Linked DNA regions of Homo sapiens: region 2 is linked to region 1. Evidence: read pairs that join two places in POLR2A ChIA-PET (ENCODE). Cell type or tissue: OCI-LY7. All regions are shown on one strand. Region 1 overlaps ARPC2 (actin related protein 2/3 complex subunit 2). Region 2 overlaps DNAJB2 (DnaJ heat shock protein family (Hsp40) member B2).

What was found. Peaks named below come from ENCODE experiments on the same cell type or tissue, not always from the same donor. Only the 100,000 strongest peaks of a DNase experiment are listed, where the experiment ranks them.
Region 2: POLR2A ChIA-PET joins it to region 1 with 7 read pairs; 2 of 35 experiments call an interaction of 5 or more read pairs at or near these places.

Annotation. Positions count from the first base shown.
Region 1 is chr2:218,227,602-218,231,601 of GRCh38, forward strand. ARPC2 (actin related protein 2/3 complex subunit 2) reads left to right here. Exons shown (of 11, transcript NM_152862.3): 4 at 1,137-1,249. Among named protein-coding and RNA genes, the nearest start is that of ARPC2, 12 kb to the left of the region's middle. In OCI-LY7, a CTCF peak has its summit at 3,438; a DNase peak (open chromatin) is centred at 1,830; H3K4me3 peaks cover 1,234 bases; H3K27ac peaks cover 2,333 bases.
Region 2 is chr2:219,284,971-219,288,970 of GRCh38, forward strand. DNAJB2 (DnaJ heat shock protein family (Hsp40) member B2) reads left to right here. Exons shown (of 9, transcript NM_006736.6): 9 at 1-1,925. The coding sequence ends at 17. Among named protein-coding and RNA genes, the nearest start is that of MIR153-1, 7.2 kb to the right of the region's middle. RefSeq lists an enhancer at 1,199-2,166. In OCI-LY7, a CTCF peak has its summit at 2,096; no DNase peak of the experiment used is centred here.

The sequences.
Region 1 (4,000 bases):
TTTTTTCCAGACAGCGTCTTGCTCTGTCGCCCAGGCTGGAGTGCAATGGCATGATCTTGGCTCACTGCAACCTCCACCCCCCGGGTTCAAGCGATTCTCCTGTCTCAGCCTCCCAAGTAGCTGGGATTACAGGCATGTGCCACCACACCCAGCTAATTTTTTGTAATTTTTGTAGAGACAGGGTTTCACCATGTTGGCCAGGCTGGTTTTGAACTCCTGACCTCAAGTGATCCACCCACCTCGGCCTCCCAAAGTTAACAGGCTGGGTTAACAGGCTTGAGCCACTGTGCCCGGCCTTGACTGAATATTTGATATTAAGAAATTGTTTTTAAAAATTTAGGCATGACACTAGTATCATGGTTATGTTTTTTAACAAATAGTCTTCTGTATCTTCCAAAGATATATTCTGAGTATTTATGGATGAAATTATGTGTTGTATCTGGGATTTGCTTCAAAATAAATCAATGGGAAGGAGGATGTCTAAATGAAACAAGAATTGTCCATGTGTTAATAATTGTTGAGGCTGGGCAAGGTGGTTCACGCCTGTAATCCCAGCACTTTGGGAGGCTGAGGTGGGCAGATCATGAGGTCAGGAGTTCGAGACCAGCCTGGCCAACACAGTGAAACCCCGTCTGTACTAAAAATACAAAAATTAGCTGGGTGTGGTGGCACATGCCTGTAGTCCCAGCTACTCGGGAGGCTGAGACAGGAGAATCTCTTGAACCTGGGAGGCAGAGGTTGCAGTGAGCCGAGACCACACCATTGCACTCCAGCCTGGGTGACAGAGTAAGACTCTATCTCAAAAAAAAAAAAATCGTTGAAGCCTCATGATGGAGATGAGAGTTCATTATACTGTTCGTTCTGCTTATATACATGTAAAATCCAATTATTTCAGCACCAAGCTGTGATTAAGGAAAGAATAGCTTTGTAATTTTAAGAAAGAGCAAAGAAACAAGTGCTCAGCAATTCTATCCCAGTGTTTCTGCTGATTTGTCACATGGATTTAAAATAAGTTCCATTTTACTTACATGCCTCCTTAAAAGTGGTCTTCCTTGTGGCCTACGGCAAGGTAGGCGCTTGGAGAGATTATTTCCCATTCCCAAATTGTTACGCAATCTTATTTGCTTTCCTCACAGATTTCGATGGGGTCCTCTATCATATTTCAAATCCTAATGGAGACAAAACAAAAGTGATGGTCAGTATTTCTTTGAAATTCTACAAGGAACTTCAGGCACATGGTGCTGATGAGGTAAGATCCACATCATTTTCCTTGGGACTCTTGTTTCCTCACCTTTCATTGGCAGTTTGCCATTCATGGAAGATCCATGGCACTAAATCACCCCCACATGACTACTTGCTCACCTAACTAGGGGCTCTTGACTTGATTCCTATAATGAATTGTGTTTCCTAGAAAAGGTTTTGACTCTTGCTTGCTTGCTTTAAAACAATGGAAACAAAAATAGCTTTAGTTCTCCAAAAACATAGCAAAGAATACTTTTCCTTGATCAGTACAAAAATAGCTGTTGCAAGAATTAGGTTCTGTTCTATTTTTGTAATATTATCAAGGCAGATAGATAACTTCTAGCTTGTTTAAATTTTATAGTCTCAGGTTCTCATTCTGGAGGCTTAGGCACAAATAGCTGTCTTTTGAAATTTTTAATTAAAGCTCTTTAAAGCTACCGTCTTTAAATATCTCTTCTTTATAACTACCATAGGGGAAATAAGAAAGATGTCCAGACATTATGAAACTTCGGTGGCCATGCCTTGTTCACTGGCTTCTTTAAATAGTTAAGTAGCAGGTTTGGTTCCTGTTGAACTGTATTTGCTCTGAGGAGAGCCATTTATGGAAGAAAGAAAATGCTATTACACCAGTTTGTGCACGCTGTGGTTGGGTCTCAAAGCAGGAAATATGACTCAGTTCCTGAATCAGTTTTCAAATTTCTTAGTTTTAACAAACTAGGTTCTCCTTAATCTGTTAAATGAAGATATAACCATAGCTGTTTCTTTCTGAAAAGTAGTAGCTTTTGAATTATTTAAAACTTATATAATAAAAGATGATTTGTAAAGGAATATGGTCAAAAGCTTGTTTAATTTTTTAGCATAAAAACTAAAATTAGTCTTAATACCAAGAGCCATTGGTTGCTTCCCTTAGTTATTCAAATGCAATTGATTTTCTCATAAGTTCAAAGAAAGAAGAAATATTTAGAGGATTTGGAATCCAGATTAGTTTACTGGAAAAAGAAAAGCTTCAGAAAGAAGACCTAGTGCTTTTATAAAGCTTATGAAGAATTGTTTTGTAAAAGATAGTGGCTGACACTTCTTTACCAGATAAAGAGTGAAAGAAAACAAATGGCTATTAAAGCAGCCCTGCCTCTTTTTTTTTTTTGAGGTGGAGTCTCACTCTGTTGCCCCAGGCTGTACTGCAGTGGCGCCAGCTCAGCTCACTGCAACCTCCAACTCCTGGGTTCAAGCAGTTCATCTGCCTCAGCCTCCTGAGTAGCTGGGATTACAGGCATGCACCGCTACACCTGGCTAATTTTTTGTACTTTTCATAGAGATGGCGTTTCACCACATTGGCCAGGCTGCTCTCAAACTTCTGACCTCAGGTGATCTGCCTGCCTCGACCTCCCACAGTGCTAAGATTGCAGGTGTGAGCCACCGTGCCCAGCCTTTTCTTTTTTTTTTCTTTTTTTTTTTTTTTTTTTTTTTTGACAAGGTCTTGTTCTGTCACCTAGGCTGGAGTGCAGTGGCACAATCACAGCCACTGCACCCCTCAACCTCCCAGGCTCAAGCAGTCCTCTCACCTCAGCCTCCTGAGTGTCTGGGACTACAGGCACGTGCCACCACACCTGGCTTATTTTTTGTTTGTTTGTTCTTTAGAGAGAGGAGGTTTCACTATGTTGCCCAGGCTAGTTTCAAACTCCTGGGCTCAAGCAGTCCTCCTTCCTGGGCCTCCCAAAGTGCTGGGATTATAGATGTGAGCCACCATGTCCAGCTGCATCGCTGCTTTGGATCAGCTATAACTACCTGAAAAGAAGTGTTAAAATATTTGAATAGACTTTTTTTAAATTGTGTAATCATTCTCCCCTAGACAGTCTTCACTAGGTGCAAGCCTGCACAGTGGCACACACCTGTAGTGCCAACTGTGTGTTGGGACTTCACACAGTTGGCTTGAGGGGTTCAAGTGGGGAGAGTTGCTGGAGCCCAGGAGTTCAAGTCCAGCCTGGACGACATAGTGAGATTCCACCTCAAAAAAAGGAAAAGATCTAAATGCAATAATAATAATCCTGGAAAGAAAGAGTTAAGCTAGATTTCTTAAATCTCCTTTCCATTCTGTGCTTTTCTTACGATGGAGCTCCAGAACACATTGCTATTCTTGTAGCTACCACAAGGGTCAAAGAACCAGCCCCACCCACTCAAGTGGGTGGAGTAAGTAACATTCATAGTGTTGGAGCAGAGTGCACAGTAAATGGCTCCCTGGGTTGGTTAAACAGTGACCAACCCATGATAACCACAGGAAGGTTATTACTTTGTCACAGGCCATTTTTAAAGGTGGAATGCCTCTGCTGCTAGAGTGGGAAGGTAATGGTGATGAGTGATAGGTTGCCTCCACCCATCTCCTGGTGTCATTGGGAGAGGGGGTACAAACTGAAAAGTGAATCATGGTTAAAAGTGCAAGTGAAGTGACAAGGAAGTGTTGGCTGGTTTTACCAAGGGGAGGGAGCAAAGCAGTTGAACATGATATAAATTTGGCTCTCAGTACCTCTTAGATCTCAGAATATTAACTTAGTAAGCTTGAAATTAAACTAAATCTTAGGGACTTAGGGATTTAAACTAAATCCCCACCACATCTGATTTCCCCTTCCTCGAAATACCAATAGTACGTGCAACACAGACTTGTAGCTCAGAGGTCGCATGCTGTTTCAAATTCTTGGGATATGCATGTTACTTTTTTTTAAAGAAGTGGTATATCAGACACCTGAAGGTCAAGTCTCTCTGT
Region 2 (4,000 bases), 1.1 Mb after region 1:
GCTGCCTCATCCTCTGAACACCGGGCCCAACCTGATCTGATCCAGATCTTGACTGGGGGGTCTGACTCACTGTGGGAAGAGAAGAGGGGAGTATCCTGAGTTGTAGGAACTGCTTTCCAACTCCAAGCTCCCTCCACAAGTTTCCCTCCCAGGCCCCCCACACCCCAGTGTGGACTTGGGATTTGCTGTGCTCAGCCCAGGGCTGATAGGTCCCTGGTGAAGCCCAGGGTGGGGGGTGTCAGGGCAGTGGAGGGGCCCGAGGAGCCAGGTTGCATTTATTGGATGGGGAGCTCCAAGGGGCATTAGTGGTTTGGGCTGGGCCTTTTGTGCCCTGGTACTCTGCCACCTGTGTTGCTGATGGTGTCAAGGAAGGAGGACTTGGCCTAGGGTTGTCTGAGCCGGAGCCGGCAGCTCCACTGGAGAGCAGTGCAGGCAGAGTGGAGCCTCCTGCTCTCCTGGACCAGCTGCAGACCCCCAACCCTGGTTTCTGTGCCATGTTGCGCTCTGACCGTCTCTGTTGCTTCTCTTCTGGTGTTGCTTCTCCTCCCTCCCATTCTCTCTGCAACTCCCTGCGGGCCGCATCGCTTGCTTTCACTGCCGTCTGGCTAGGACTCCCTTCTTCCTTCCTTCCCCGAGAAGGCCTCAATGTGGCGAGGAAGATGCTGGGGCCGGTAGGGCTGTGAGATCTTCTGGGGAGGCTAGCCGGGTGGGGCGGGAGCCTCTCAGCTGTCCAGATTCAGAACTGGAGCCCACTCCTCCTCCCTCTCGTTGCCTCAGCCTGCCCTCACCCTCAGGACTAGGCAGAGGTGAGGCTGGCTCACCCTGAAGAGGTGGGATAGGACCGGGGGACCCCAGAGGGAGGCCTAGGAGGGGACTGCACCCATACTGCTTCCCTACCACAAATCAGGGCTCAGGGAGAGGCCATGCGGCCAGCCCAGGTCTGCATGCTGAGCCCCATCCTCCACAGCTTGCCGCTGACGCTCTCTCCTGTCACCCCGCCCCTGCTCTCTCCCCAGATGTGTTCTGAGCTGGATGCCGGGTTCCAGAATCGCTGCACAGTTCCAACAGGACAGCGCCTTCCCCCATGCGCTGGGAGGGGACCCTCCATTTCTCCCCCTCACCCATGCTGAGTGTAGAGCCGGGGCCTGGGTGGCGGGTGGGGGCCGGGTGGGAGGTGGCAGTAGTCTTAGCCTGTGCACTCTCTTCCTTGGGTGTTTGGTGCTGGCTCCTGGGGACTACAAATCCCAGAGTGCGGTGTGCCCGGCCTCATTTCTGATAGATCCCGCTTGGGGGAGGTGGTGTATGGTTACGGAGCTGTGCATCTTGGGACATGTAGTAGCCCAGGTCGGCTTGTCACTCGCTGTGAGATGGGGAGATTTTGTCTTTTGATTTATCCCTGTAGGGCTGGCAGGGTTGTAGATGAAGGGGGAATGATCTGAGCCTTGGTTCCCCTGACACGTCTTGCTAGCCCCAGGGTTAGAGTGGGCAGGGCAGAGCCGCGCAGCACCTGGGAGCGGTACCTTTCCCTTGGGCAGCCTGGGGTCCCAGGAACAAGCCAGGGCGAGTGGCATGTCTGCCTGAGCAGGGTGTGGCCCCAGAAAGCTGAGGAGTGTGGGCTGGCAGAGAGCTTCGAGGGCAAGGCCACCCGCGGGGGCGTGTGTGTGGTGGGGCTTGGCATGTGATGGCAGCTCCAGGCATGCCGCTGCTTGTATGGCTTTCTTTGGCCTCTGACCCTGCTGCCCATTCTTTCCAACATCACAGATGAACTGCCTCTCCTCCTCCCTGCCTGGGGAGCCCAGTGGCCAGGGAGGGGAGTGGTGGAGCCAGTCGCTGTAACACTGAGCCTCAGAGACGAACCAAAACCAGCTGGGCTGAGCTCAGATCCAGGGGGAAATGCTGGAAGTCAATAAAACTGAGTTTTGAGAGCTTGGTGGTGTGTTGTGTTCTTGGGTTCCTACTTTCCGGGGTGGCCCAGGAGGGCCTCTAAGGGACAGTGGGTGACACCTCAGGCCTCACACCTCCCTTTATGCCCCTACAGCTAGAGGTGCAGGCCTTGCCAGTTGAAGGCAGAAATGCCCTCTTTGACCAGGCTGCCCTCCCCAGGTATGTTATGGAACCCCAAGCAATGCTTCATTCTTTGCTTTCACCTCTTGGGGGCCTACAACTGGCTTTCCCTAGCAGCCGATGTTCCCCTTATGAGTGGCCTCACCCCCTAGTACTCCACAGCACAGCTAGGACCATACTCAAGTTAAGACTTAACTGAGGCTGGGCGCGGTGGCTCACGCCTATAATCTTAGCACTTTGGGAGGCTGAGGCGGGCAGATCACTTGAGGCCAGAAGTTTGAGACCAGCCTGGCCAACGTGGCAAAACCCCATCTCTACTTAAAAAAATACCAAAAAAAAAACCCCCCAAAAAACAACAAAAACACAAAAAGCTGGATGTGGTGGTGGTGCATGTCTACATGCCTATAATCCCAGCTACTCGGGACGCTAAGGCAGGAGAATCACTTGAACCTGGGAGGCGGAGGCTGCAGTGAGCCAAGATCAAGCCACTGCACTCTAACCTGGGCAACAGAGTGAGACTGTCACAAAGAAAGAAAGAAAAAAAAAAAAAGACTGAAAGCACAGAAAGCTGAGAACACACAGTGAAACCTTTAAACTGTACCTGCATGAGGCCCACAGACTAAGCCCCTGGGTAGGTTTCATTGGCTCAGCCCGAGGTGTGAGCCAGTGGCATGTGGTGTGGCATGAGTCCAGCCCACCCAGGGCCCAGGCCCCAAACTCATCAGGGCCCACGGAAGAAAAAGCCAGGTACCCCTTCCCTTTCATCTCTAGCCGCTGTGCTGGGACAAGCACCTTTCCGTTGTCAGGCAGGGCCAGGTGGCTCCCCAGGCCTCTCTTCTATTCCAGGACAGGCTCTTGCTTCACCGTCAATCACCAAAGGGCCTCTACTATATTTTTCTCAAAGTGAAGAAGCAGCCTACCCTGAAAGAGGAATTTCAAACCTCCATCCTGAGTCGGGTGGAAGTTTGCAAATGGCTGTTTCTTCTACGTCTGTCTAGCCCTTGAGATGGCTATCACTGACACTGAGCCTCAGCAGAGCGTGGGTGAGACAGCGGGAGGGCCTGTGGTCTGCTGGCGGGTCCCTTCACTCCTGCTCAGGGCAGATGGTGCTTGCCCTGTTTTTTAATTAAGGAGACTGAGTCTCAGCACAGGTAAGTAGCCCTAACTTCCAAGTAGCCCCAGGCCTAAGGCTCTTTTTGCCTTATTTCATGTCCACCCCATTTGTCCAAGGACACCTCCTGACATGCAGGTGAGTGTGCCTTCTGGGACTATACAGGGTGGAGGGTTCTGGGAGCTGGGGTGAGACAGAAAGTGTCCTTTATCCCCAGGGGAACGCCTGTCCTAGCATCTCACAGGCCTAGCCTAGACTCACTGGCAGAGTTTTGCTATAGTTTTGCCTAAGGTGTGGCAGACACTTTGCTAATATCACTTTGTTCAGGCCTCACCTCAATCTGGCAGCAGAAGGGCACAAAGCAGCTGCCAAGAACTGAGAGGAGGCTAGGCGCGGTGGCTCACGCCTGTAATCCCAGCACTTTGGGAGGCCAAGGCGGGCAGATTGTCTGAAGCTCAGGAGTCCAGACCAGCCTGGGCAACATGGCGAAACCCCGTCTCTACTAAAAATATAAAAAATTAGCCGGGCTTGGTGGTGGGTGCCTGTAATCCTAGCTACTCAGGCGGCTGAGGCAGGGAAATCGCTGGAGCCCAGGAGGCAGAGGTTGCAGTGAGCCGAGATCGCGCCACTGCACTCCAGCCTGGGTGACAGAGCAAGACTCTGTCTCCAAAAAAACCCCAAAAACAAAAAAAGAATTGAGAGGAGAGGTAGTAGAGAGGAGGTTAGTCAGCCAGGTGCAAACTCTAACTCCACCTTACAATCTTTTTTTTTTTTTTTTTTGAGACAGGGTCTCACTCTGTCACCCAGGCTGGAGTGCAGCGGCAC